Regions from separate parts of the Homo sapiens genome. Here regions 1, 2, 4, 5 and 6 are each linked to region 3. Evidence: read pairs that join two places in POLR2A ChIA-PET (ENCODE). Cell type or tissue: OCI-LY7. All regions are shown on one strand. Region 1 overlaps MIGA1 (mitoguardin 1). Region 2 overlaps ZZZ3 (zinc finger ZZ-type containing 3). Region 3 overlaps ZZZ3 (zinc finger ZZ-type containing 3). Region 4 overlaps AK5 (adenylate kinase 5). Region 5 overlaps NEXN (nexilin F-actin binding protein). Region 6 overlaps ZZZ3 (zinc finger ZZ-type containing 3).

The links. ChIA-PET counts read pairs that join two places held together with the same protein. Peaks named below come from ENCODE experiments on the same cell type or tissue, not always from the same donor. Only the 100,000 strongest peaks of a DNase experiment are listed, where the experiment ranks them.
Region 1: POLR2A ChIA-PET joins it to region 3 with 5 read pairs; 2 of 35 experiments call an interaction of 5 or more read pairs at or near these places.
Region 2: POLR2A ChIA-PET joins it to region 3 with 6 read pairs; 3 of 35 experiments call an interaction of 5 or more read pairs at or near these places.
Region 4: POLR2A ChIA-PET joins it to region 3 with 5 read pairs; 5 of 35 experiments call an interaction of 5 or more read pairs at or near these places.
Region 5: POLR2A ChIA-PET joins it to region 3 with 6 read pairs; 3 of 35 experiments call an interaction of 5 or more read pairs at or near these places.
Region 6: POLR2A ChIA-PET joins it to region 3 with 8 read pairs; 3 of 35 experiments call an interaction of 5 or more read pairs at or near these places.

The regions. Positions count from the first base shown.
Region 1 is chr1:77,802,944-77,807,943 of GRCh38, reverse strand. MIGA1 (mitoguardin 1) reads right to left here. Exons shown (of 16, transcript NM_001416120.1): 4 at 4,538-4,674; 5 at 843-969. Among named protein-coding and RNA genes, the nearest start is that of MIGA1, 26 kb to the right of the region's middle. In OCI-LY7, no CTCF peak of the experiment used is centred here; no DNase peak of the experiment used is centred here.
Region 2 is chr1:77,613,106-77,618,105 of GRCh38, reverse strand. The region is part of intron 5 of ZZZ3 (zinc finger ZZ-type containing 3); the gene reads left to right. It also overlaps the pseudogene RNA5SP20. Among named protein-coding and RNA genes, the nearest start is that of ZZZ3, 67 kb to the left of the region's middle. In OCI-LY7, no CTCF peak of the experiment used is centred here; no DNase peak of the experiment used is centred here.
Region 3 is chr1:77,667,570-77,672,569 of GRCh38, reverse strand. The region is part of intron 1 of ZZZ3 (zinc finger ZZ-type containing 3); the gene reads left to right. Among named protein-coding and RNA genes, the nearest start is that of ZZZ3, 13 kb to the left of the region's middle. In OCI-LY7, no CTCF peak of the experiment used is centred here; a DNase peak (open chromatin) is centred at 2,009; H3K4me3 peaks cover 558 bases; H3K27ac peaks cover 1,505 bases.
Region 4 is chr1:77,546,795-77,551,794 of GRCh38, reverse strand. The region is part of intron 13 of AK5 (adenylate kinase 5); the gene reads right to left. Among named protein-coding and RNA genes, the nearest start is that of ZZZ3, 130 kb to the left of the region's middle. In OCI-LY7, no CTCF peak of the experiment used is centred here; no DNase peak of the experiment used is centred here.
Region 5 is chr1:77,908,901-77,913,900 of GRCh38, reverse strand. The region is part of intron 1 of NEXN (nexilin F-actin binding protein); the gene reads right to left. Among named protein-coding and RNA genes, the nearest start is that of NEXN-AS1, 22 kb to the right of the region's middle. RefSeq lists a silencer at 4,455-4,608. In OCI-LY7, no CTCF peak of the experiment used is centred here; no DNase peak of the experiment used is centred here.
Region 6 is chr1:77,588,386-77,593,385 of GRCh38, reverse strand. All of the region lies in intron 5 of ZZZ3 (zinc finger ZZ-type containing 3), which reads left to right. Among named protein-coding and RNA genes, the nearest start is that of ZZZ3, 92 kb to the left of the region's middle. In OCI-LY7, no CTCF peak of the experiment used is centred here; no DNase peak of the experiment used is centred here.

The DNA of each region.
Region 1 (5,000 bases), 140 kb before region 3:
GGGAGGCTGAGGCATGAGAATCACTTGAACCCGGGAGGTGGAGGTTGCGGTGAGCCGATGTTGCACCACTGCACTCTAGCCTGGGCGAGAGTGAGACTCTGTCTCAAAAAAAAGAGAGAGAGGGAGAGATAGGGAGATTTGATACACACAGAGGAGAATGTGACACGAAGACAAAGGTAGAGACTGGAATGATGTGGTCACGAGCCAAACAATGTTGGAAGCCACCAAAAGCTGGAAGAGGCCAGGAAAAGATTCTCCCCTAAGCCTCCAGAGAGACCATGGCTCTACTGACATATTGATTTCAGCCCAGTGATAATGAAATTCTAGCCTCCAAAACTCTTTCTGCTGTTTTAATTTTGTTGTATTAGTTTAAACTAACACAATGTATGACGTTATGAAGACTAGATACAACAGATATAAGAACATTTAAAATTATAGTTGCTTCTCTTAGAACAATTCAGTTTTTTAATTTCAACTTACCACCAACCGTGGTGGCTCACGCATGTAATCCCAGTACTTTGGGAGGCTGAGGCGGGCAGATTGCTTGAGCTCAGGAGTTCAAGACCAACCTGGCAACATGACAAAACCCCATCTCTACAAAATTTTTTTTAAAAATTAGCTGGGCATGGTGGTATGCGCCTGTGGTCCCAGCAACTCAGGAGGCTGAGGTGGGAGGATCACTTGAGCCCAGGAAGTTGAGGCTGCAATGAGCAGTAATCGCGCCACCGTACTCCAGCCTGGGTGACAGAGTGAGACCCTGTCTGTCTCAATAAATAAAAAACAAGAACAAAACAAATTAAATGTGAGCACAGTATCTTAAAATGTTATCATCTCATTCCTACCCATTAAGTATAAGTTCTCTGGAGTAGTCACAGGAATATTAACAAGTTTAATATCATCTTCATCTGCTTTGTCCCAGGAATTAGAATTGCCACAAGCGCAGCTATGACAAGAATTGACACTCTGGACCTAAAATTAAGATGGATAGAAGTTACTTCAAATCTCTCTCATGATAGTATGTTGTGATCTTTCATATTTACAAATTATTTTTATAAATCCTATTAGTGGTAAGACAATCCATGTAATTTCCACATGAAGAAATAATTCTGATGATAATCAATCAAACTTAGAAATCACGACTCTATTCTAAGCCTGTTTGCTCAAAAATACACAAGAAGAGTAGTATTTTGAATGTAAATCACTTATTTCCATCAGAAATCAGGCAGTTATGTTTATATCATTTATTCTTTTAAGCATTCACTTATAAATTTTATCTATACCTACTGTGATTTAAGCTAGCTAGCTTATTTTTCTTTTAGAATGTTTTACAATGCTGACTCTCTGCTAAATGATACCTAAAATAAAAAAGCCACTATCATCTTTGTAAATGCCCTCTCCTAGCAAGGTCCACTGAGCAAATCATTTCAATCACCTCTATGCAGATGATTCTCAAATTCCTAACTCCAGTTCTGTCCTAATTCCAGTTCAGTTTTGAGAAATCTAAGCCCACATTTTCATTTGCCTTTTAGGTGACTCCATTTGGCTCTTCTGCTGGCATCTCAAACTAACTACAGACACTTTCGACATAACAACATCTGGGTCAACGACGGACCACATATACAACAGTCAACCCTACCGTAAGATTACAAAATTGTATTTTTACTGTACTTTTTCTATGTTCAGATATGTTTAGATACACAAATACCATTGTGTTTCAATTGCCTACATTATTCAGTTCAGTAGCATGTGGTACAGGTTTGTAGCCTAGGAGCAACAAGTTACAACATATAGCCTACAGATTATGCTGCTTCTGAAATGAAGAGTAAAATATTCACCTAATTAATTAGGGTGGTATTTGAATGTTCTACTGTAATCAGTATAAAAATACTGGCAACTATGTTAAATTTATATTTTTGTTAAATTGTAAGATTTAACAAAAGAGGAATGACTAGTTCAGTTAGGCAAGTACAGTACAGTGATTCTAAAGACTTGTTACACTATTATCATGAAATTCACCTTATCTACTTCTAGTCAACAAGGGCTTCAACTTTCAATTGAGGAAATTCAGAAGAGGCACTTCTCAGACACTGAGGAAGTTCACATTATAGAACAGGCATACTCTGGCCAGGCGCAGAGGCTCACGCCTGTAATCCCAGCACTTTGGAGGCCAAAACGGGCAGATCACTTGAGGTCAGGAGTTCGAGACCAGCCAAGCCAACATGGTGAAACCATGCAAAAATACAAAAATTAGCCAGGTGTGGTGGTGCACGCCTGTAATCCCAGCTACTCGGGAGGCTGAGGCAGGAGAATCACTGGAACCCGGGAGATGGAGGTTGCAGTGAGCCAAGATCACACCACTGCCCTCCAGCCTGGGCAACAGAGTGAGATTCCATCTCAAAAAAAAAAAGAAAAGAAAAAAAGAAAAAAGAATAGGTATATTCCATCAATACACTGCCAAAAAGACAAAAAAAAAAAAAAAAAAGAATAGGCATATTCTTCATTATGCTGCTCGGTTTCACAGAGAAACTGAAAGTCTGTAGGCCTTTGATCTAGCTGTTCCTATCCTAGAAGAGCCTTTAAAAATTTAGTACATTTTTAGGCATTACAGAATAGGGCAGCTATATATTCCAGTGAAATACGGAAGCAAGGGACCGGGTGTGGTGGCTCACGCCTGTAATCCCAGCTCTTTGGGAGGCTGAGGCAGGTGAATCACGAGGTCGGGAGATCAAGACCATCCTGGCTAACACGGTGAAACCCCGTCTCTACTAAAAAATACAAAAAATTAGCCGGGCGTGGTGGCGGGTGCCTGTAGTCCCAGCTACTCGGGAGGCTGAGCCAGGAGAATGGCATGAACCCAGGAGGCAGAGCTTGCAGTGAGCGGAGATTGTGCCACTGCACTCCAGCCTGGGCGACAGAGTGAGACTCCGTCTCAAAAAAAAAAAAAAAAAAAGAAATATGGAAGCAAGGTACAGAACAGAATATGGTGTTCTATAAACTATGAAGAAAAAATGAATACAGGCCAGGCATGGTGGCTCATGCCTGTAATCCTAGCAGTTTGGGAGGCTGAGGTAGGCAGATCACCAGGTCAGGAGTTCGAGACCAGCCTAGCCAACATAGTAAACTCCATCTCTACTAAAAACACAAAAACTACCCGGGTGTGGTGACACATGCCTGTAATCCCAGCTACTTGGGAGGTTGAGGCAGGACAATCGCTTGAACCCAGGAGGTGGAGGTTGCAATGAGCTGAGTTCCAGCTCATCGCGCCACTGCGCTCCAGCCTGGGCAACAGAGCAAGAATTCATCTCAAAAAAAAAAAAAAAATTGTTAATGTTGTTTATCTCCATGGCGGGGAATTGAGTGGATCAGGAACACATTTATTTTATTATTATTTTTTTTAGAGACAAAGTTTCTCTATGTTGCCCAGGCTGTCTTCAAACTCCTGGACTGAAGCAATTTTGCCTCAGTCTTCTGAATAGCTGAGACTATAGGCACCACCACAGCACCCAGCTCTCATTGTATATTCTTTTGCCTGTTCTGTATTTAATAGCAGGTACATATTCTACCTGTTTTTTAAATTAATGTTTAAATCACATTAGATTTAAACAAATACTAACTTCATTCCTCACTTGTCAATCAGCATTAATAGTAATGCTCCAAATAAAGATGGGCAGCCTCCTGCTTGTCAGTCAATACTGTATTAATGATTCAAAGAAGGAGGTGAAGAACCTCACACTTGGCTTCAGCAAACCAAATACTTTCACCTATGTAGGCTCATCAAGTGATTACTGTGACCCAGCACAAAGTCTGGCTGCATTGTCCAGCTTCTTGAAGAACAGCTAATTCTTTTAAATTAATAACTCTTTTTAATTTTAATTTTTGATTTTTGTGGATATATAGTAGGTGTAAATATTTATGGAGTACATAAGACATTTTGATATATACAACATGTAGTGATCACATCAGGGTAAATGGGGTATCCATCACCTTTATCTTTAAGCATTTATCCCTTCTTTGTGTTATAAACAATCTAATTATAATCTTTTAGTTACTTTTTAATGTATAATACTTTGTGTTGACTGCAGTCACCCTATTGTGCTATCAAACACTAGATCCTATTTATTCTATCTGCCTATATTTTTTTACCCATTAACCATTCCACTTCCCCTCCACCCCCCGTTACCTTTCCCAGCCTCTGGTAACCATCATTCTACTCTCTATCTCCATAAGTTCAATTGTTTTAATTTTTAGCTCCCACAAATAAGTGAAAACAAGAACATCTAATTTTGAAGCAATACTTCCACATCAACACTATTTTCACAGGACCCCATGAGACCACATCACTTATTCAAAGAAACCTAGAACCAAATTGACTAATAGTCAGCAAAAAGGTATTTTACTTGCCTAAAGAAAGCACATTCAGACGATTTCTTAAGAGTATTTCCATACTAAGAACTATAAGTATATGACACTTAAACTAATAGATCACAGAAGACATATAAACAAAAATTTTAAAAATTAATATTTTTTCTGTACTTACAGAGGCCAAACTCTGTGCAGAACCTGAATATTTACTGAAAAGTCCTCCATTAGCATAGTTACAAACTTGAGATCCTTTGTCTTTGGTAGAACTTAAAGATAATGTCAAATTCTGTCTGCTACTGGAACAACTTGAACCTATCAAATAAACATACTAATATTAAAAATATCAATAACGCCAATGATAAATTTCAGGTAAAAATTTCAGAGTTTATAATATATTCACCCAGAAAGCTTCTAATTTTAAAACATGCATCACTCACTTGTGTAAATTATTACATGTACATCATTATTAAAATCTAAATCTTTATATAATCTTATATAATCTTTTTTCAACACTGCTAAAATCTGCTTCTGAAATGAAGAATAGAATATTCACCTAATAAATTAGGATGGTATTTGAATGGTCTATTGTAACCAGTATAAAAATACTGGTGACTATGTTAAATTTACAATTTTGTTAA
Region 2 (5,000 bases), 54 kb after region 3:
GGTCAATTGTTTATAAAATAAGATATGGAAACACTAATACATTGCTGGTTGCAGGGTAAAATGGTGCACCCACTGTGGATAACAGTTTGGTGGTTCCTCAATAAGTTAAACATAGAATTACCATATGATTCAGCAATTCCACATTTATTTATTTATTTTTTGAGATGGAGTTTTGCTCTGTCACCTAGGCTGGAGTGCAGTGGTGCAATCTTGTTTCACTGCAACCTCCGCCTTCTGGGTTCAAGTGATTCTCTTGCCTCAGCCTCCCAAGTAGCTGAGACTACAGGTGCTTGTCACCACGCCTGGCTAATTTTTTTTTTTTTTTTTTTCAGTAGAGGCAGGGTTTCACGTGTTGGCTTGGCTGGTCTCCAATGCCTGACCTCAAATGATTCACCCACCTGGGCCTCCCAAAGTGCTGGGATTACAGGCATGAGCCACCACGTCTGGCTCAGCAATTCCACTTTTAGATGTATACTCCAAATAATGAAAGATAGGTGTTTAAACATGAACTTGTACACAGATGTTCACAGCAGCACAATTCACAATAGCCAAAAGGTAGAAACAGTTCAAGTGTCCATCAGCTGATGAATGGATACACAAAACAAGGTATATCAATACAATGGAATTGTATTCAACTGTAAAAAGGAATGAAGCTGCAATATGAATGAATCTTGAAACCATTGTACCAATGAAAGAAACCAGACACAATAGGTCATATATGTTTCTATTTATATGAAATAATCCAGAAGAGGCAAATTTATAGAGACTGAAAGCAGATGAATGGTTACCCAGGGGGTCGGGGAAGGGTAGAATGAGGACTGACTGCATAATGTGTATAGGATTTCCTTTTGGGGTGATGAAAATGTTTTGGAACTGGATAATGGTGATGGTTGCACAACATTGTGAATGTACTAAGTGCCACTGGATTATATACTTTAAAATGGTTAAAAAGGTAAATTTTATGTGATTTTTACCACAGACAGATGAAACTAAAGCGTGGGGGGATTAGTGCATACCAGGGTATGCACAAGATCATCCACTGGGAGATAGAAGAAAATACTACTTAGAGGTTTTTTGCTCATTTTAAGAATGTCTGGGTTTTTTGAAATACATTATAACATATATTTGTAATGCATTTAAGTATAGTAGAACATATAGTTTATAAGTAAGTGTACATATATTGGGAACATGCCTGACAATTTTTATTTTTATTTTTATTTTATTTATTTATTTATTTTAGAGACGAAGTCTCACTCTGTTTCCCAGGCTGGAGTGCAGTGGCGCGATCTTGGCTCACTGCAACCTCCGCCTCCTGGGTTCCAGCGATTCTCCTGCTTCAGTCTCCCTCCTGGGCTGGGACTACAGGTGGGTGCCACCACCCCCGGCTAATTTTTGTATTTGTTTTAGTAGAGATGGGGTTTCACCATATTGGCCAGACTGGTCTTGAACTCCTGACCTCGTGATCCACCCACCTCGACCTCCCAAAGTACTGGGATTACAGGCGTGAGCCTCCGCGCCCGGCTGACAATTTTAATTTTTTACCAGTAGAGATGCATAGAGCAAAAAGTGTGAAAATTGTTGTTTTTAATAAGGAAAAGCCACCTATTGCTCAATAATTTTTTACTTCAGCATTTAGGGGAAGTTTTTAAACACAGTGCCAGATTCTCTTGAAGTATATAGGTTACAGAATCCTAGTAACACATTTAGAGAAACTACAGGGTTCAATGGACATTTACTTAACAGTCTTGAAAATAACTTGGGTTGCTTTTAAGCAAATGGTGTCATCTTTTAAAACTGCACTGACATTTTAAATGTGGCAGGTGTTCCTAAGAAGAGCACCAGAGTGTTCTTGGGCATTAGAAACTTGTTAATGTTCTTTATACTCAGAAACTATGAAGCCAATAACACTAATGATAATAAGTATGAACATTTGGCGTTTAAAGAAAAATCAACGATTGAGGGGGGAAAGAGTCATGATTTCCTCAAGAGCAGGGGTAAGAAGCGTGTCTGACTAATTAATGAGAATTCTTTAAGAGACAAATTATTAGATAAAAATAACTCAGTGTATAATGTGTATAAACATTATACACAGTGTGTTCCATGTCATTGTGGTTATTTCCTTTTAAAATTGTGATTAAAAAGAAAAACTAGTTAATTTTGTGTGTGTGTGTGTGGTGGGGGGGCCCTTTGACACACAGGAATTATGTAGTGGTTACATTAGGTAGCATATGCCTGTAAGGTAGCACTACTGAATTACCAAGTTTTATCTAAAAAATAAAACCAAATAGAATGTTTTCCTCTTTATAAGAATCAGTACCTCACTTTACTGGACTCAATCCTTGTTGTTCAAAATATATTTGGAACTCAACTTTTGGAACAGTTTGCAGAATATCCTCAGTGGTGGCAGTTCCTTTTAAAGGATATTTAATTTTTACTAGAATTTTTAATTATGCAGAAATATGTAACATGGAGAAATATATTTTTTGTCAAAAATAAAATTATAAGTAGTGAAACTTATGTCCTTTCATGTCTCACTAACCTGAACTAAATGTGACTCATAAATTTGGCTCTAAAGAATTCTAGCAGAACAACTCCATAGGCATTTTGCATACGCACCATATAGCATGTAACACTTAGTGGACTGTTAATTTAACCATCTTTTTTCCTAGATTGTGAGATTGTTGAAGCTAGATGCCAAGTTTGTTTCTATGATGTACTTTCTCCATGTTGATTTTAACCGTTGTCATACTTGTTTAAAGATTCAGAATATTGTGTGGATATTTTTTCCCCTCTGTGTGTCTTTTTCTAAACATATTGGTAAAAAGCATTCTGGGAATTCATACTGTTATTGATAACCTTCTTTGATTATATTTTGTAATTCTGCATCTGTTGAAATTCGAATGACCCTTGGCTATCCAAAATTCATTTACTGTGATGTCACCATTTTTGTTGTTAGGTAGGAAGAAAGCTTCCTTGAATTGTTTGGTCTATTGATCATCAATTGTAAAAGCATAGAGAAAAGAGTGAGCAGTTGTACCAGTGTGGAGGCAGTGATTGCTCTGGATTCCTCCACTCTTGCTGCCACCACTGTGTCATCTGCACTACTGCTACCCCATTCAGTTAATGCTTCTCTGAAGAATGAATTTTTATTTTTTTTTAAAGCCTACCACTCCTGACCCTGCTTTGCTTCTGAGATCAGATGAGATTGGGCACATTCGGGCTGGTATGGCCATAAACATGAATGTTCTATTTATATTTTCTTCATTAATATTAGAAATAGATTTTAACATCTGGTTTCATGACCATGGTTAGAACCTGAAGTCCTGTTTTGATTTGAAAGTAGATAAATACTGTGTGGGATTTGGAACCTTTAGAACAAGAAATTTATCTAGTAACATATTCCCCTGTATATTGATTTACAGTATATTTAACTTATTAAAATTTATTTTTTCTCAAAGCTTAAAAAAGTGATATATAGTGTTAGGATTATTGGAACTTTATTTCTTTTCATGTTTTACATTTTTGCACTGAGTTTGTCTTGTAATATAATTAGAAAATATTTAAATAATGAAAAACAAAATTTAGTCTCATAAAGATATTATAGGGGATTTAAAAAGAAACCAACTTTAGTTTTCTTGTGCTGATGAGGAAACAGAACTAAGTTACAGAATCAAGAGACGTTAATGGGGGTCTTAGCCCTTAGCTGGGTAATCATGAAGGAGTCAATCTCTTTGAACTTCATTTTTTCAATTGTGAGATGAAGAGGTTGTGTTTATCCTTGAGGTGGTAACTTCTAGCCTTGTTACTCTATGATTACGTGGCATCTGTAGTTGCTGTTCCACTAGAGTCGGCTTAGGAGAGGCATCCGGTTTTACAGCATTGGATGTATCTTGATAAGCTACTGTCAGAAACATTCTGTGGCTAAAGTAATTTAAGGGTTGTGTTTAAGTCTTGATAGCAATCTGCATATGTTTAAAAAGCATATTTAAAAAATATTTTACATTAGTGTCATGTCATTAATCTGTATGTATTACTGGAAGACCTTAGCTGAGAGATGCATTTAAAATAATTTTCTATTTATTGTTTATAGCTATGTTTTGTGGGCTTGCTATGTTTTTAAAAAGATGTCATGCAGTCTGCATCAGAGGTAGCACTGCAGAGCTTTAACTGTTTTGTATTTGTTATTAAGTTATTGTGGCATTCAGTCTAAGGGCCCTTTGAAATTTTTGATATATTAAAAATGTATTATAGACTATGCTTAAAGAGATCCTAGATTTTCAAATTTTAATATATATTCGACATAGGGGAAAAGTCAATATGTAGGATATAACTTGTTTAGTTTATCAGGTAGGAATAGCACTCTTGGTATGTGTGTGGCAGGGAATGGAGAAGGTCAGGAGAAAAGAGAAAGGTCCTTGGCTGGATGTCTTTATTTTATTCTAATAAATGGATAATTTAATTTATTTCCTCCTTTAAAAAAGTCTCTTTACTTACTCTCTCTTCCTTACAATTGCATAGCAACACTAGAGAGGAGACATTTTGGTTCCTCAGTCTCTACCTACCATATAAACATATACCAAGAAACTCTTTAATGATAGATACCTGAGAAGCAGCGTTTAAAAATAGATGCTTTTTTTTTTTTTTAAAGGCGTGGAATAGCAGTGAAGAATAATGAGTTTTATTTATCTTGGTTCTAATAAATAATGTAGTAAATATCTTGCTTTTTAAGACCTAGTCTTCACAGGTTAATTGTGTGGTTAGGATTTGAAAGTGTAACTCAACTAAATGCAAATGAAAACAAATTTCTCTTTCAGAGAAATCTCAATTATGATTACATTTTTTCTGCAAATGGAAGAGTAATCCCTGTATTCTATGTTGTTAGTGTTTCTGTGGTTCATACTAAAGACTAATAATCCATGAAGAAGTTACCAACATCTATATGATGTCTTAAATGATTTACTGAAGGCAAAATGTGTCAACTACAACCTAAAGAATTGGTG
Region 3 (5,000 bases):
GATTTAGTACGTCAGGAGACCACACTTTGAGTAGCACTACTTGGGTATAGTCAGGACTTCTGCATTAAAAAACAAAATGAACAGACAAAAACCCTACAAGTGATTCTGTTACATATCCTAGATGAGAGAACCTTTGATCAATAGTTCTCAATACAGTATATGGTTCTGGGCATAGCAGCAGAGCATCACTTGGGAATTTTACAAATGCAGATTTTCTCCAACTCTGGAGATGGAACCCAGAAATATGTGTTTTAAACTAAACCACTAGAGGATTCTGGTGTGTGCTAAAGTTTGACAACCATCCTTGTAACTTTATAGTTCCCTGGCACCTATCAGGGAATTTACTAGAAATTCAAATTTCACACTGCACTCGGAGCTCTCATATAACAGATTCTGAATATCAGAATCTCATTTTACAGTAGTCTCTACTGCACTCTTCAGTTTCGCTTTCCTTCGGCTGAACATACTAAATGGGAAATTCAAGAAATAAACAATTCATGTTTTAAATTGTGTGCCCTTTTGAGTATCCTGATGAAATCTCTTATTGTCCCTCTGGTCGTGCCTGTTATGTGAATCATCCCTTTGTCCAGTGTGTCCATACTTTGTATGCTTCCCACTGGTTAATCACTTAATAGCCATCTCAGTTATCAGATTGAAAAAACATAGTATATATCTGGTTTGGTACTATCCTCATATTCAGGTATCTACTGGGGATCTTGGAATGTATCGCTTGTGGATGTGGGGAGGGAACTACTGTAACTAGATTCATAGGTGGTTTGTATGTATATTGAAGATTGAAAAGAGCTGCTTTAGGTGATTTTAAAAACTCTTATAGAAGTAATACTAATAACTAAAATTTATTGGATATTTGCTGTGGGCCAGATACATGCTAGATACTCTATTCATTATCATTAGTACTCCCTACAACCTTATACAGAGGGTTACTGTAACCCTCATTCTATAAATAAGCAAATCAAAGCAGAGGGGTTTCATATCTTGCTCGGTGTCACACAGGTGCTAAATGGAGGGTTTGGGATTTGAACCTAAGCACTCAAACTGTGGAGTTTTGGAGTTTGAGGTGCTATCTTCATATGTATCTTCAGTACTGTTTGTGTGCATGTATGTCCTTCCTTGTTTCAGTGCCATAGATTATATTCTAATGAATTTTTTTGGTATCACATTTTACAGTGACATTTGAATTTTCTTTCAAGTCTCATATTCATCAGAACAATCAGAAGTGGAAATAGCTGTGGTTTGAATACTTTGATCTTGTCTACCTAAATAACAGGCTTTCTAAAAGAAAATAATGTTTATTTGGGAATAGGGCTTTGCAGTGGGAATTCTGTTGTTACAGTAAACCATGTGCATATACAGGGAGGTAAAAGAAGACCAAAGTTTTTAAAGGAAAAATGAGGAGGATTTCATAATTATTTTGAGATAATTATTCTTGGCTACAAGGGTCAATAAAGTGCCTCCATTCTGAGGTTGGACCGGCAGTTGCTGGCAGATGTCCTCACAGAAGTTTTTTTTTTTTTAAAAAAAACAACCCCCACCACCCCCCCAAAAAAACAGTGTTACTGTGTTGCCCAGGCTAGATGTAAACTCCTGGGTTCAAGCAATCTTCCTGCTTCTTGGGTAGCTGGGATTATAGGTGTGTATGTACCATGCACCTGGCTTGTTTTTGTTTCACGTTTTGTATAAGGTTGTAGTTTTTGCAGAGTCTTTTGTGATAGTTTTTATCATGCATACCCGCATGACAGCCCTTCCTTCATAGCCTTCCCTGGCTGTTTGTCAGGGTGTTTTTTTTTTGTTTTGTTTTGTTTAAAAAAAAACAGAACAAACACTACTACTACTCCAGTTTGATTCTGATAACTTTCATATAAGTCTGTTCATCAAGGTGTTGTTATCCATCCAAACTCTTTGTTGCCTTAATAGATTTTGTTTTTGTGTGTAATTTCAGTAAGGCAGCTCTTACTGGTTAATGTTTCTGGTAAAAATTTGCATGCTAGGCCAGGTGCAGTGGCTCATCATGCCTGTAAACCCAGCACTTTGAGAGGCCGAGGTGGGCGGATCATCTGAGGTCAGGAGTTCGAGACCAGCCCAGTCAACATGGCGAAACCCCATCTCTACTAAAACAAAAAATTAGCCAGGCATGCTGGAGTGTGCCTGTAGTCCCAGCTACTCGGTGAGGCTGAGGCAGGAGAATCGCTTGAACCCAGGAGGCGGAAGTTGCAGTGAACCGAGATCATGCCATTGCACTCCAGCCTGGGTGACAGAGCGAGACTCTGCCCCCCCCCAAAAAAAAAAAAATTGCATGTTGTATGTTCAAGGACAGTACTGGTTTATTAAAGAGGACAACAATGCAATTCAGTATCTGGAGGCTCCCATGTACTAAAATTATGCTTTGGAGTTTAATTCAAGTAAAACATGGAGATTTGCTTGATAATAGACCTAAATGCTGGTGTTAATTTCAAGGGAGTAATATGGGGGGGGGGGGTCACAATATTTATTATATTAATAGGTTTTTTGGGGGAATTTGTTAGTCATATTAATTCTTTTTAAGTGCACAATTCAGTGCTTTTTAGTAAAATTACAGTGCCATGCAACTATTACCTCAATCCCGTTTTAGAACATTTCTGTCACACCAAAATGATCTCTTTTACCTGTTTTAAGTCATTCCCACCTTCAGCCTATTACAGTTTTCTTTTCTTTTTTTTTTAAATCAGCTGGTGCATTTTAGAAGTTCTTAGTAATAAAACCAACCTATAGACTTTAATCTATAAACCTTTTTAAACTTTTAAGAAACGGAGAGGCCGGGGCGCAGTGGCTCACGCCTGTAATAGTAGCTCTTTGGGAGGCTGAAGTGGGTGCATCGCCTGAGGTTGGGAGTTCAAGACCAGCCTGGCCAACATGGACAAACCCCCTCTCTACTAAAAATACAAACATTAGCCAGGTATGGTGGTGGGTGCCTGTAATTCCAGCTACTCTGGAGGCTGTGGCAGGAGAATCGCTTGAACCCAGAGGGGCGGAGGTTGCAGTGAGCTGAGATTGCGCCTGTTCACTCCAGCCTGGGCAACTGAGCGAGACGCCATCTCAAAAAAAAAAAAAAAAAAAACTGAGAAAGAAAGTTTAATGGTATTCTAGCTCTTAATTTCTGTTCATTTAACATCAGTTTAATTTGTTGATAGGATTAAAGTGATGTGAACAGTAGTGTTTAGGGCTAGGAAATGTTCTTTCATTCACTTAATGGACCATTCACAATCTATGTAATGTATGAAGAGGAAATGGGGAGAAGAGAAAGAGAAGATAAGAGAAACTTGATATCTATAGTTCCATGATGATACTGACAACCTCAGAGTTCTTGTCTGTGGTGGTTATTTGGATTCTGGAAAACTACTGTGTGTTTCTGTTGTCTTGATCTGAATGCCTCTCAAGAATGACACTTTCTTTTAAGAGCTTTATCTCTACAAGCTATGTGTTTTAAGAACTCTGGGGATGAATAATCACACAGTGTGCTGACTTAGGATATCGTTGTGCATAAGGCTGTTTTTTTTTTTTTGTAACACAAAAATATCTGAAGAATATGTTTGGCATAGTTTGATACAGTTTTTGGTTTTGATTAATTAAATAATTCACTAATAATAAAGATCAGAGCTTCTGATAAATTCTTGTTTTTGCTGGTAGTTTAATCTCCTAAAAGTTGAAGAGAATTGCTGATATGAAATTGATTCTTACCAACAAGGAAGAACACTTAGATATAGAATTAACCATTATCGAACATCTGTTTTGGGCAAATGGACTGTGTTTATAGTCACTTTTTTGTGGTGTGGTAAAAAGAACATGGACTTGGAATCAGATAGACTTTGATTTAAATCCTGGCTCTAGCACTGAGAGCACTGTAACTTTTTTTTTTTTTTTTTTTGAGACAGGGTCTTGCTCTGTCACGCAGGCTGGAATGCAGTGGTGCGATCATATGAGCTCTATAATTTTAAGCAAGTTACTTATTTCTAAGCTTTGTTTTCCTTATTATAAATAGATATGGTACTTTCTACTTATATAGAGAGTATATAATGTACTTGATATAAAATAGATGCTCAGTAAGTGCTCTTTGTTATTGATGTGGAAACAGAGGCTCAGAGAAGTTTGTCACACAGCTAGTAACTGACAAATATCTGACTCCAAAGCCCATGCTTTTCCATGCCTCCCAGCTAGAAATTGAAATGATGGGAATCAAAAGACAGTGATCATTCTATGCTGTCTTGGAGTTTACCTTAGGTAGCAATTCCCAGAAAAGCAGGTTTCAGAAAGTTCAGAAAAGAAACTGGTAATGACCACAGATAGTTTAAGCAATCAATACTGATAGGCTCTTAAAAATGAAACCTGTTATTTAAATTACAAAAAAAATTCCATTGGGGAAGAAAAACGTGAGTAATCTAAAGAAATTAATATGACTTCCTCATAAGTAAATTTTTTCAAAAGAAAAACATATCAAGGATACCCATTAGCCAGGTGTAGCGGCTCACACCTGTAATCCCAGCACTTTGGGAGGCTGAGGTGGGCAGATCCCCTGAGGTCAGGAGTTCAAGACCAGCCTGACCAACATGGCGAAACCCTGTGTCTCTACTAAAAATACAAAAATTAGCCGGGCGTGGTGGCAGGTGCATGTAATCCCAGCTACTTGGAGGCTGAGGCAGGAGAATCACTTGAACCCAGTAGGTGGAGGTTGCAGTGAACCAATGTCATGCCACTGCACTCCAGTCTGGGCAACAGAGCGAGACTCTCTCTCAAAAAAAAAAAAAAAAAAAAGAATACCCATTTAACTAATGGTATATAAGATTAATTTAAAAAATCATTTGACTTATTGATAGGATTTAAAGTGATGTGAACAGTAGTGTTTAGGGCTAGGAAACATTCTTTCATTCACTTAATAGAGCATTCACAATCTATGTAATGTATGAAGAGGAAATGGGGAGGAAAAAAAGAAGATAATTAGGAATGTA
Region 4 (5,000 bases), 120 kb after region 3:
TGAACTGTTGTAGGGGAGGAAACATGTTCTTAGAGCCCATTTTCTGTAGTCTAGGCTTTATGGAAGGAGAAGGGATTCTGCCTTCTAAAAACAAGGCGACTTGGTTTCAGCACAGAGGACTCAGCACGCAGCACCTCAAGGGCAGTGCTAGTTACTTTCTGTCAATCAGGCCAGAGCTAATGTTTTGGGGAGAGCTGGGAAGGGTCCCAGAGCTCTCAGTGGACCATTGCCCACCTCTATTTCCAACCCCAATCCCCCTCCTCATTTTGTTGTGTGGCTTAAATATGGGGGTTTATTAATGAAATTAAAAACCTGCTTATTGCCAACCAGTCAGAGTCATGTACTGTAGTGCTTGCCCCTGTGGAGCCCAAAGATATGGGTAGGTTTAAAGACAAAATCAAATGATAAGGCTTTCTAGATGGGAAAAGCAGTCTTTTACTTGGGTGACTAGAAAACTCTGTGAAGTTATCTGGGATCCTCCTTAGGACCAAGATGCCAAGTTCTGAGAATAAAGTCAGTGAGGCAATTTCTGTTGTCTTATAGAAGGTGTGTGTGTGTGTGTGTGTGTGTTGGGAAAGGCCTGGATTTCTGAATGCATTTTTGTTTTGTTTTGTTTTGAGATGGAGTTTCGCTCTTGTCTCCCAGGCTGGAGTGCAATGGTATGATCTAAGTTCACTGCAACCCCCACCTCCCGGGTTCAAGCAATTCTTCTGCCTCAGCCTCCCGAGTAGCTGGAATTACAGGCATGTGCCACCACGTCCAGCTAATTTTTGTATTTTTAGTAGAGACGGGGTTTCACCATGTTGGCCAGGCTGGTCTCAAACTCCTGACCTCAGGTGATCTGCCTGCCTTGGCCTCCCAAAGTGCTGGAATTACAGGTGGGAGCCACTGCCCCTGGCCTGAAGTGTATTTTTAAGGAGCAAAAGAGAGCCCAGTTGAATTGGGTGGGAACAAAACCTTTTATCTACTCTCCAAATTTCTCCTTTCATTCTACAGGTTAGCTCGACTCTTCCTAAGTCTCAAAGTAGATTCTCTTTGCTCATCTAATTCCCATGTGGAGAGTATTTTAAGAGAATAAGTGGCATTTATCTTTTTGTATATAACTGCAACTCAAAAGAAATGGAAAAGAACCAATTTACTAAATGCTTTCAAAGTTACAGGAACTTTTCTTCGTGCTTAGAGCTTTAGCAAATTTAAACCAGTTAGCTTATAAGGGTGCTGGTGTTTAATGTCCTTAGCAAACAGAGAACAATCCTGCACAATCAGCTTACTGACTGTTTTCTGTGAATGAGACTTCCTCAGTAATTGTGTAAACTTAAAAGTAATACGTCCTGCAATATAGGGTGTGTTTCCTCTATAATCAATTATTATAATATTAATTTATAGTAACCCTCTTTTATCATGAACAGTCAAAAGTAAGTTTCATCGTGACCTTTCTCCGAAAGATCTGCAATTCTGAGTCAGCAAAATCAGAATGTATGAGGTCTTAATGTATTTAATTTAGTTAGAAACTAGGTAAGTAGATTTGCTTCTGACTTCAAGAATTTACCAGCTGGATGGAATGGCTCACGCCTGTAAACTGCCCATGCTTTAGGAGGCTGAGGTAGGAGGATTGCTTCAGCCCAGGAGCTCGAGACCAGCTTGGGAAATACAGTGTCTCTACAAAAATAAAAAAATTAGCTAGGCACATGCCAGTAGTCCTAGCTACTGGAGAGGCTGAGGTGAACGATGGCTTGAGGCCAGGAGTTCAAGGCTAAAATGAGCTGTGATGGAGCTACTGCACTCACTCCAGCCTGGGCAACAGGGTAAGACCTTGTCCCTTAAAAAAAAAAAATAAATAAATAAAAGAGGCTGAGGTGGGAGGGTCACTTGAGCCTAGGAGGTTGAGGCTGCAGTGAGCCATGATTGTGCCACTATACTCCAGCCTGGGTGAAAGAGTGAGATCCTGTCTCAAAAAAAGAAAAAAGAAAATGTGGTACACATACATGATGGAGTACTATTCAGCTATAAGAAAGAATGAGATCCTGTCATTTGCAACAACATGTATGGAACTGGAAGTCATGTTAAGTGAAATAAGCCAGGCACAGAAAGACAGACTTCGAATGTTCTCACTTATTTCTGAGAGCTAAATATTAAAGCAATTGAACTCATGGAGACAGATAGTAGATTGATAGTTACCAGTGTCTGGGAAGGGAGAGGGGGAAGTGGGAATGGCTAATGGATACAAAAATTTAGGTAGATAGAATGAATGTGATCTAGTATTTGATAGCACAAGAGGGTAACTCTAGTCAACAATAACTTATTGTACACTTAAAAATAACTAAAAGACTATAATCGGATTATCTATAACACAAAGAAAGGACAAACGCTTGAGGTGATAGATACCTCATTTACCCTGACGTGATCCTAACATACTGCATGCCTGTATCAAAGTAGCTTACGTACCCCATAAATATATACACCCAATATGTACCCACAAAAGTTAAAAGTTTTAAGGAAGAAATAAACATAAAAAAAAGAATTTACCATTTTTGGTCTGAGACATGATATAAAAATCCCACAGTAAGTGATGTTCTGACCAGTGTAGCAAAATATTATTTTATTAAAAAGCTAAAAGCAGGCCAGGCACGGTGGCTCATGCCTGTAATCCCAGGACTTTGGGAGGCCGAGGAGGGCGGATCACCTGAGGTCAGGAGTTCAAGACCAGCCTGGCCAACATGGTGAAACCCAGTCTCTACTAAAAATACAAAAAGTAGACGGGTGTGGTGGCAGGTACCTGTAATTCCTGCTACTCGGGAGGCTAAGGCAGGAGAATCGCTTGACCCCGAGAGGCGGAGGTTGCAGTGAGCAGAGTGACAGAATGAAACTCAGTCTCAAAAAAAAAAAAAAAAAAAAAGCTAAAAGCAAGTGAACAGGAAATAGTAAATTTCTGAGCTTTTACCTGACTTCTTGAAGGAAAAGTAGAGCAGTCAGTGATAATATTTCTACCCAACAGTCAACAGAACATATGACTAAATGAGGAAAGCAATTACACTGCTTTGGGAATTACACATTTTGTTTACTCTTCCTCTTTAGTTCCATGGATTTGTAAATCATAAAACAGTTGGCTGGTCCAAACATTGCCTATGTCTAGTTGTGTTTTTCCTGAATTTTCCCAGACAGTTGAAACCATTGCTTGAGTTTCATTTTATTTTTCATGTATTGGCACCATGGAACCTCTGGGACAAAGCCAAGCTGTTACAGCATGGTTTAGGATCACGGTCTGTGTGCCAGCACCTTCCTTTTCTAATCTTGTCCCCTGTTAAACAAGACACAGCCTCACACCACAGGGATCCCTCACTGCCAGAGGATAACAGCAGCGGCTCAGCAAGGTAGACCTCAGTGTGCAGAACCTGGGCATGATCTGGGGAAAATCATCAAATGCAGTTTTCAAAAGTTGGGGTTATGTAAAAGACTGCTCATGGGGGTCATCCAGTTCACATATCCAGTCAGGCCACACAGTTCTCCTCGTTATCAAAGCCATAGAAAGAAGGAGGACTATATATACATTGACTGTAGAGAGATTTAAGGACAAACTTCAGCAAAAATATAAGGATGACTTATAATCAGCACATTAATGGCCTGTCTATAAATAGGACTTCCCATAGTACGTGCAGTCTGTCCACTTAAACGTTTTAAGTAACTGTTTTTCCTTTTCTCTTCCTCTCCATTCTGCCTAAAGTTTTGAATAACATCTTTTAGCAGATATGAAAAAAAATCATCCTTTCTAAAAATGACCTCTCTAAAACACCTGCTCAATCATTTTCCTGTTTAAAGTTACTCAGTGCTTCCCTCCTAGAACTGAGTACTTTCAGTATTCAGTCCAAACATCCTTGGGTAGTCTAGAACTATGCAATATGGTAGCCCCTAGCCACACGTGGTTTCTGGGCACTTGAAATCTGACTAGCACAAGAAAGGAACTGATTTTTAATACTGTTTAATTAAAATTAATCTAAAATTTAAACCTGGCATTTGATCCAATTTTTGGAAAATTAAGAACTATATTTGGAATGACTTGGGTATGTGAAATCTACTTTTCAACTGTAAATTTTATGAAATATAAATATAGTTCCAGTATTTTTTATGGAAACTTAGCAACTAAATTTGAGGTAAAGCCCTAAGTACCAGATTTTGAATACATAGTTCATAAAAAAAATGTAAAAATATTTCATTAAGAATTTTATGGCTGGGTACAGTGGCTCATGTCTGTAATCCCAGCACTTTGAGAGGCCGAGGCGGGCAGATCAAGAGGTTAAGAGATTGAGACCATCATGGCCAACATGGCGAAACCCCGTCTCTACTAAAAATACAAAAATTAGCCACACATGGTGGCACACACCTGTACTTCCAGCTACCTGGGAGGCTGAGGCAGGAGAATCACTTGAACCCAGGAGGCGGAGGTTGCAGTGAGCTGAGATCGTGCCACTGCACTCCAGCCTGGTGACAGAGTGAGACTCTGTCTCAAAAAAAAAAAAAAAAAAAAAGAGAACTTTATATTGATTACATGTTGAAATGATACTTAGGATATATTAGGTTAAATAGTTAAATAAAATATATTGTTAAATTAATTTCACCTGTTTCTTTTTACTTTTGTTTATGTGACTACTATAAAAGTTTAAATTATACATGTGGCCCACATTCTATTTCTTTTGACAGTGCTGATCTAGCAAATTTACTGAATGCAGGAAGAATGAATAAATGAATGGATTCAAAGCCCTTCACCACTTGCTTCAATCTTGCTCTTTAGTCTCATCTGCCACGACTTTAATTCATCTATTTGGCACTTCATCTGGGCCAGCATTCCTGGCGCTTTCACGTGTCAGTGGCTTTGTTCCTTCTCCTTCATCTGGCTTGAGTTTCTCTTCATCCTTTAGGACCCAGCTCAAATGTCCTCTTTTCTCTGAAGCATTTACTTGCCTTCCCAGGCCCGAGCTCTGTGCCCCAAAGGCCTGGAGCATTCT
Region 5 (5,000 bases), 240 kb before region 3:
ACTGAATAATATTCTATTACCTGCATGTACCACAGTTTATCCATTCACCTACCAAATGACATCTTGGTTGTTTCCAAGTTTTGGTGTTTATGAATAAAGTTGACATAAATATCTGTATGCAGGTTCTTGTGGACCATGATTACTGGATTATATGGTAAGAGCATATTTAGTATTATAAGAAACCACCATGTAGCTTACCACTTTGCATTCCCACCAGCAATGAATGAGAGTTCATATTGCTCCATATCCTCACCTGCATTTGATGTTGTCAGTGTTCTGAATTTTGGCCATTCTAATAGATGTGGAGTGGTATTTCATTGTCATTTTTATTTGCATTTCCTTGAATATATATTAAATGAATAAATATTAAATTAGAATTATATTAAATAATATATTAAAGCACCTTTTCATATGTTTATTTGCCATCTGTATCTTCTTCAGTGAGATGTCTCCTAAGATCTTTGTTTGGTCCATTTTTTTTTTTTTGAGATGGAGTCTTGCACTGTCACCCAGGCTAGAGAGCAGTGGCATGATCTCGGCTCACTGCAACCTCCGCCTCCCGGGTTCAAGCAATTCTCCTGTCTCAGCCTCCCGAGCAGCTGGGACTACAGGCACCTGCCACCACACCCGGCTAATTTTTGTATTTGTAGTAGAGATGGGGTTTCGCTATATTGGTCAGGCTGGTCTCAAACTCCTGACCTCAGGTGATCCGCCCACCTCGGCCTCCCAAAGTGCTGGGATTGCAGGCGTGAGCCACTGTCCCCAGCCCTTTGGTCCATTTTTTAATTGGGTTGTTTGTATTCTTATTACAGAGTTGTAAGAGTTCTTTGTGTATTTTGGATAACAGTCCTTTATCTGATATGTCACTTGCAAATATTTTCTCCAAGTCTATGGCTTATTTTTTAATTCTTTTCACAGTGTCTTTTGCAGAACAGAATTTTTTAATTTTAATGAAGTCCAGCTTATCAATTCTTTCTTTCATGAATTGTGACTTTGGTATCATAGCTAAAAAGTGAACTCCAAATCTGAGGTCATCTAGATTTCTGTCTATGTTTTCTTCTAGGAGTTTTATAGTTCTATGCTGTAAGTCTGTGATTCATTTTGAGTTAATTTTTGTGAAGAATGTAAGGTCTATTTCTAGATTCAGTTTTTTGCAAGTGGATGTCCAGTTGTTCCAGCACCATTTGTTGAAAATAATCTTTTCTCTATTTTATTGCCTTTGCTCCTTTGTCAAAGATCAGTTGATTATATTTACGTGGATCTATTTCTGGGCTCTCTATTCGGTTTCATTGATCTTTTTGTTTATTATTTCACCAACACTGCACTGTATCAATTACTGTAGGTTTATAGTATGTCTTAAAGTTGAGTAGTGTTAGTCCTCCAGCTTTGTTCTTCTCCTTCAACACTGTGTTGGCTATTCCAAGTCTTTTCCCTTTTCATATAAACTTTAGAATCAGTTTGTCAATATCCACAAAATAATATGCTGGGATTTTGATTGGGATTGCATTGAATCTGTAGATGGATCTAGGGAGAATTAATATCTTAATAATGTTAAGTCTTCTGATCCATGAACACAGTATGTCCCCCCCATTATATACATATTCTATAATTTCTCAGAAATGTTTTGTAGTTTTCAATGTGCAGATCTTCCACATCTTTTGTCAGTTATCCCTAAATAATTTCATAGTTGTTTATACTACTGTAAATGGTGTTGTTTTTTAGATTTAAATTAATGATTGTTGCTAGTACATGTTGAGTATCCCTTATCTGAAATGCTTGGGACTAGAAATGTTTCAGATTTCAGATTTTTTTTTTTTTTTTTGAGACAGAGTCTCACTCTGTCGCCCAGACTGGAGTGCAATGGTGCAATCTCGGCTCACTGCAACCTCTGCCTCCCGGGTTCAAGCAATTCTCCTGCCTCAGCCTCCTGAGTAGCTGGGACTACAGGTGCGTGCCACCACATCCAGCTAATTTTTGTATTTTTAGTAGAGACGGGGTTTCACCATGTTGGTCAGGCTGGTCTCAACTCCTGCCTTGTGATCCGCCTGCCTCAGCCTCCCAAAGTGCTGGGATTACAAGCATGAGCCACCGTGCCTGGCCTCAGATTTCAGATCTTTTTTGGATTTTGGAATATATGTGTATATATATATATATATATATAAAACAGGCTATCTTGGGGATAGGACCCAAGTCTAAACATGAAATTCATTTATGTTCCATATACACCTTATACATATAGCCTGAAGGTAGTTTTATAGAATATTTTAAATAACTTTTGCATGAAGCAAAGTTGTTTTGTTTTGTTTTTGAGATGGAGTCTTGCTCTTGTCGCCCAGGCTGGAGTGCAATGGTGCAATCTCGGCTCACTGCAACCTCCACCTCCTGGGTTCAAGCGATTCTCCTGCCTCAGCCTCCCAAGTAGCTGGGATTACAGGTGTCCGCCACTATGCCTGGCTAATTTTTGTATTTTTAGTAGAGACAGGGTTTCACCATGTTGGCCAGGCTGGTCTCGAACTCCTGACCTCAGGTAATCCACCTGTCTTGGCCTCTGAAAGTGTTGGGATTACAGGCGTGAGCCATTTTGCCCGGCCAAAGCAAAGTTTTGACTATGTTTTGACTGATCTGTCACATGAGGCCAAGTGTGGAATTTTCCACTTGTGACGTCATGTCAGTACTCCAAAGGTTTCAGATTTTGGAGCATTTGGATTTTAGATTTTCAGATTAGGGATATTCAACCTGCATACAGAAGTATAATTTTGGGGCCAGGCGCTGTATCTCATTCCTTTAATCCAAACCAACACTTTGGAAGGCTGAGGCAGGGGGGTTGCTTGAGGCCAGGAGTTCAAGAACAACCTGGGCAACATAGTAGACCCCATCTCTACAAAAAATTTAAAAATTAGCCAGGCCTGGTGGTGTGTGTCTGTAGTTTTGGCCACTTGGGAAACAGAGGCAGGAGGATCTCTTGAGCCCAGGAACTCAAAGTTACTGTAAGCTATGATCATATCACCATACTCCAGCCTGGGTGACAGAGTGAGTCCCTATTTCTAAAAGAAAAAAAATTAAAATTAAAAAATACAGTTTTTGTATTCTGGTTTTATATCTTGCAACCCTGCTAAAATAACTTATTAGTTTTTTTTTTTTTTTTTTTTTTTGAGACAGTCTCACTCTGTCACCCAGGCTGGAGTGCAATGGCACAGTCTCAGCTCACTGCAACCTCCACCTCTCGGGTTCAAGTGATTCTACTGCCTCAGCCTCCCGAGTAGCTGGGACTACAGGCGCGACCGACGACACCCAGCTAATTTTTGTATTTTTAGTAGAGACAGGGTTTCACTATGTTGGCCAGGCTGATCTCGAAGTCCTGACCTCGTGATCCGCCTGCCTTGGCCTCCCAAAATGCTGGGATTACAGGCGTTAGCCACCGAGCCCAGCCTAATAACTTATTAGTTCTATTGGCTTTTTCATAGATTCCATCAGATTTTCTACATACATAGATGATCACATCATCGGTGAGCACAGTTCTACTTTTTCCTTTCCAGTCTGGATGCCTTTCATTTCTTTTTCTGGCTTTACTGTACTAGCTAGAACCTCCAGTACAATGTTAGATAGAAGTGGTAAGAGCAGATATCTTTGTCTTGTTCCTGATCTTAGGAGAAATATGTCCAGTCTTTCACTGTTAAGTAAGATGTTAGCTGTAGGCTTTTCTTAGATGCCGTTTATCAGACTAAGTTTACTGGAGTAATTATCAGTAACAGATGTTGGATTTTATCTAATGCTTTTTCTGTGTCTATTGAGATAATCATATGGCTTTCATTTTTAATTTATTAATATTGTGAGTTACATTAACTGATTTTCAAGTGTTAAATCAACCTTAACATTCCTAGGATAATTCCCAATTGGTTATAATGCATTATCCTCTTAATATATTGCTGGAATCAATTTGATAAAATTTTGTTAAGTTTTGTATCTGTATTTATGATAAATTATTGGTTGTGTAAGTTATCTTTTCTTGTGATGTCCGCTTTTATTAACAGAGTAATATTGTCTTTATAGAATGAGTTGGGAATTATTTCTTTAGTTTTCTGGAAGAGTTCATGTAGGATTTAGTATTATTTTTTCCCTAAATATTTGCAAGAACTCCCCAGTGAAGCCATGTGGGACTGAAGTTTTCTTTATGGGAAGGAGACAATATAATGGGGGAGAGGATGGGACATGATTCCCTGTAATTATTAATAAGATCCTAACTTTTCTTGTTTAGTGGGTCTGTCGGTGCTTATGACATTATTAAAAATAAAGGAGTAAATTAAAGGAATCCATCTATACATGAGTGTGTCATGAACTAAGGTTTATGAGTAACCTAATTTTATGTGCCTGAGATAAAAATAATAAATAGCACTAGTCCTGTTGTCTTACTTGAGCCATTATATCATATCTAAAGTTACCTGTTAGATATTTTATTAATTTATTTATTTATTTATTTATTGAGATGAAGTTTTGCCCTTGTTGCCCAGGCTGGAGTGCAATGGTGTGATCTTGGCTCATTGCAACTTCTGTCTCCCGGGTTCAAGCGATTCTTCTGCCTCAGCCTCCCAAGTAGCTGGGATTACAGGCATGCCCCACTACGCCCAGCTAATTTTGTATTTTTAGTAGAGACAGGGTTTCACCATGTTGATTAGGCTGGTCTTGAACTCCTGACTTCAAGTGATCCACCCGCCTTCGCCTCCCAAAGTTTTGGGATTACAGGCATGAGCCACCATGCCTGGCCTGATATTTCTTCTTATATAACCAACAAAACCTACCCTTCATTCTCATGGCTTCTCAAACCTTGCAGTTATTTTTGATTCATTCTTCTATATCTCCTAGATTTTAATAGATTGTCAAGATTTATGAATGTTGCTTTCAAACTTCTCTTACATATTACTTCATATTTCCACGGCCTCCATACTAATACAGACCTTCAATCACCTCACATTTAGATTACCAAAATTTGGTAATCAGACCTA
Region 6 (5,000 bases), 79 kb after region 3:
TAGATGTCCATTTTCATTGCTATATTAAGCATTAGTATTAGATGGACTTTGGGGTTATTAATAAGGCTGCTATGAACATATGTCTTATACTGTGTATATTCAAGAGTTTCTTGAGGTCGTACCTAGGTATGGGATGTCTGGATCTTAGGGTATGTACATCTTCAACTTTACTAATTAATTCCAAACTGAGATATTCTAGTCTGTTCTGAGAAAGCTGTTTGTTTCCTGTTCACCCTTAGTTCTAAGGTATAGCCTTTCAGGATCCCAACCCAAGGGCTGGGCTGGTTTCAAAGTTCTCTCTTGATAGGCCCTAGACTCCAACTCTGATCTTCTACTGTTTTAAGCTGTCAAAAGGACTGCTCAGCCTCTCAGTCCTCTCTTCTGGATCAATAAATTGCTCCAGGCAAAAGTGCCCCAAAAACATGTTTTATCTTTCTGGTTTCCATCTTCTTGTGGATCTTTACCTCGTAATAACTCACAATTTTGTTAGCTCTTTGATGCTTTTAAGAACTTTCAAATATTTTCTCCAGCTGTATATTGGTTGTCTTCAGGGAAGAGTTTGTTCTGAATTTGCCTCGTCTGTTTTCCAGAAGTGAAAATTTGAACCGACTGACCTTTTAGTTTTAGTTACTGTATTTTTAAATATTTTATTTGCTTCCTTTTAGAAGCTACATGCTCAATTTTTGTAGTTTCCTATACCTCATAAATATTTTTGAGCTCAGCTTTTATTCTTATTCTTTGTGTCTTGCTTTCTTGCATGCTTGATAATTTTTTAATGTGAGCAGGCTGGGCACGGTTGTTCACGCCTGTAATCCCAACACTTTGGGAGGCCGGGGTGGGCAGGTCACTTGAGGTCAGGATTTCGAAACCAGCCTGACCAACATGGTGAAACCCCGTCTCTACTAAAAATACAAAAAATAGCCAGGCGTGGTGGTGTGCACCTGTAATCCCAGCTACTCAGAGGCTGAGGCAGGAGAATCACTTGAACCCGGGAGGCGGAGGTTGCAGTGAGCTGAGATCACGCCACTGCACTCTATCCTGGGGGACAGAGCGAAACTTTTTTAATGTGAGCTATTCACTTTCTTTGGAAAATTACTTATGGATTATCTTTGAGGCCCAGGATGAAAACATATTTCTCTAGACAGGATTGCATTTGCTTCTGTGGGTATCTTGATTCAGGGTTGGAGGTGGGAGGGAGTTGTGTCCCAGTCCAGGGCCATTGACTTAAACTGTAGTCATGGGTTGAGGTTTTGGGGACCACCCAGCTAATATAATTTGGGGCAGTAAATATGTATTCTTTCCTCAGTCCCAAGGCAACTCTCCTTGGGGGCTGGAGTGAGGGATAGGGTCCCAGCTTAATGGGGAGAGACTATCTATCTTGGTGGCTTTGTCTTACGTTCCTTGGCCAAGTGAAGTCTAGAAAATTGAGCTCAAGCTTGCATGGTTCAGTACCTGTCCTCAAGCCAAAAGCAATTTTAGTTCTCCTTTTGCCCCTGTCAGTTTATTCTTTCACTTAGATTTTGGGCTTAGTATCTTGCTGATTTGTCCATACTTCTGAAATAAACAAGTACCTGTTTTTTTCTTTGCTCATTTTAAATTCAGGGTTTTACTTATTTTCAATACAGAGTTGATCTTTATACCTGGAAGACATATTATTGAGAGCTGAGGTATTAGTTTATGTCTTAACACAGAATATCATAAAAGGCTTTTGATCACCATTGACTTCTGGAGTTTTATTGAAAGTGAGTGGGCCTGGCTTATGCCTTGTAATCCCAGCACTTTGGTAGGCTGACCTGGGAGGATCCCTTGAGGCCAGGAGTTCAAGACCAACCTGAGCCACATAGCAAGAACCTGTCTCTACAAAAATGTTTTTAAAATTAGCCAGGCATGGTGCTATGCGCCTGTAGTCCCAGCTACTTGGGAGGCTGGGGTGGGAGGACAACTTGAGCCCTGAGTTTGAGGCTGCAGTGACCTATGATTGTGTACTCCAGCCTGGGCAACAGAGTGAGACACCATCTATAATGAAAGAAAAGAACGAAGAGGGAGAAGGAGAGAGGGAGGGAGGAAAAGAAAAGAAAGAGAAAGAAAGTGGGAGATTATTTGTGAGTTACTGAATTTGCACTTCCTGTAAACTCTTTGAGCCCTTCATTAAGGAAGAGAAAGCATCTTATTATACAGCTCTTATTTCACTAAATAATTTTTAAAATTTTGCGTGCTGCATAACATATATTTATCGTTACGTCACCTTATGTCCTCTGGTTGTTTTCAGTATGTTTAATGAGGCTCAGTGTTCATAGGGAAATCAAGCTGCTCTTTTTGAGTAGCAAAGTATAATGAAGACTTTTTGTTCCTTGGTTTTTATTTAGGAAAAGTATAAAACTTAGAAAAACTAGAACAGTAATATGATAAGAATCTGCATAACCTTCACCTAAATTCACCAGTTGTTAACAATTTAACATTTTCTAATGTATTTTCTCTCCTTTTACCCTTATTCTCCTTCCCATCTGGTACAATGTACTTTTAAAATTGCTTAGTCATTTAAAAGTAGGTTGTAGACTCATCACTCATACTTCCGCAAATATCTCCTAAAAAGAAGGGCATTTCCCTGTATAACTTTAAATACCATTATTATACTCCAGCAATTTAACATTGGTACAATAAAATTATATACTGCACAATCTATATTTAAATTTTTCCATTTATCTGCAAAAATGTCCTTTATAGCTGTTTAACCCCCTGGGGGGATCTAGCCCAAGATTATGCATTACATTTGCTTGTCATGTCCTTGTGTCCTTTAATCTAGAGCATGGCTTGGCAAACTTTCTTAAAGGACCAGATAGTAAATATTTTAGGCTTGGTGGATAATGTGGTTCTATTGCAGCTCCTCCTCTTTGTCATTATAGCTAGAAAGCAGCCATAGAAATTATGTAAACAAATGAGTGTGGCTATGTTCCAATAAAACTTTAGTTAGACTCCTATTGTAAAATAGCTGTCCCTCTTTTTGTTTTTTGAGACGGAGTCTTGCTCTGTCACCCAGGCTGGAGTAAGCAATGGCATGATCTCAGCTCACAACAACCTCTACCTCCCGGGTTCAAGCAGTTCTCCTGCCTCAGCCTCCCAGGTAGCTGAGATTACAGGCATGCACCACCATGTCCAGCTAATTTTTGTATTTTTAGTAGAGACAGGGGCTTCACCATGTTGGCCAGGCTGGTCTCGAACCCTTGACCTCTGGTGATCCGCCTGCCTTGGCCTCCCAAAGTGCTGGGATTACAGGCGTGAGCCACTGCACCTGGCCCTCTTTTTTGTTTTTAATGACACTATTTAATGAGTTTTGAAGAATCAGGCTGATATTTTGGCAGAGTGTCCTTGATATGGATTTTTAAAAATGTTTCTCCATTAGTTTTTTTAGATTACAAATGCCCATGGAATCTTAAGGGTTATTACCACAGTAGAAATGGAAATCTAGTTTTTTTAAAAAGATTCTGATGCAGTTGAATATAAAATCTTTCCTTCTGTTTCTGTCTGCCTGTCTGTGCCTCCCTCCTGCACGCCTTCCTTCCATCCCTCCCTGATTATTGTGTATGTAATATTACTGCCTAGAAATTGGACAGTAAAATTAACTTATAGGCCGAGCACAGTGGTTCATGCCTATAATCCTAGCACTTTCGGAGGCTGTGGCGGGAGGAGTGTTTGAAGCCAGGAGTTTGAGACGAGCCTGGGCAACAAAGCGAGACCCTGTCCCTACAAAAAAAACCAAACCAAACCAAACCCCAGAGAACAAAATTCGCTGGGAATGGTGGCATACCTGTGGCCCTAGCTACTCGGGAGGCTGAGGCGAGAGGATCACTTTAGCCCAGGAGTTTGAGGCCGCAGTGAGCTATGATTGCACCACTGCCCTTCAACCTGGGTGAGCGTGAGACTCCATCAAATAAATAAATAAATAAATAAATAAATAAATAAATAAATAAATAAAATCAACCTCCAGATTGCTAATTCCTTGATGTTCTCTTCAGATGTCAGGATTTTTACCTGTATACTCTTTCATATAAATGTTTTTATATTCATGAATATAAATAATTCAAGAGGACTTGGGTATTGAAAAGTAGTAAAAATAACTTAGATAAGGACTTGAAGGGGCATTTATACTTTGGCCAAATATATAAAGCTAAAATGTCTTTCTGTTTGAGATGTAAAAGTAAAAACAGTTCTGGTTGGGTGTGGGGGCTCACGCCTATAATCCCAACACTTTGGGAGGCCAAGGTGGGAGGAAAGCTTGAGACCAGGAGTTTGAGATCAGCCTGGGCGACACAGCAAGACCCTTTCTCTACAAAAAATTTAAAAAGTAGCTGGGCATGGTGGTACACACCTGTCCCAGCTACGTGGGAGGCTGAAGTGAGAGGATTGCTTGAGCTCGAGAGGTAGAGGCTGCATTGAGCCATGATCTGACGTTGCCCACCTGCCAGGGTAACACAGCGACTCCCTGTCTCAAAAGGCGAAAATAAGAAAACCCTAATTCTTTGACACAAGTAAGTTCACTGTTGTTAGCATTGTGTAAGATTTAGATTTAGACATAAATAACAAATAATTTTAATAGATTTAATACAAAGCTATCCTTACGGAAAAGGTATAACTATGATTTTATCCAGGCAAAAATATGTGTAATTTTTTTTTTGAGTTATTCTATTCTCTTGCTTGGTTCAGTGAGTAGCAAAAGTAAAAGTAGGATATTTATTGGAATTAAAGAGTTTCAGGTTTTTAGTGCTTGAATTTCTTTTAAATATCTGTCTGAACATCTATGGTGATTGGGTGCTATCCTACCATCTTTTATTAGTTTTGACTGAGACAAGGTTTTTCTTCATATTGTGTCTTTATCACAATTTGCTCCTGGTTTGACCCTTTATACTCTATAAAACAAGTCTATTTTTTTTTTTCCTGCATAGCTGTTTGTTAAGTAAAAATGGAAGTGGTATTCTAGTGGAGGTTTTCATTTCTTGACTAAA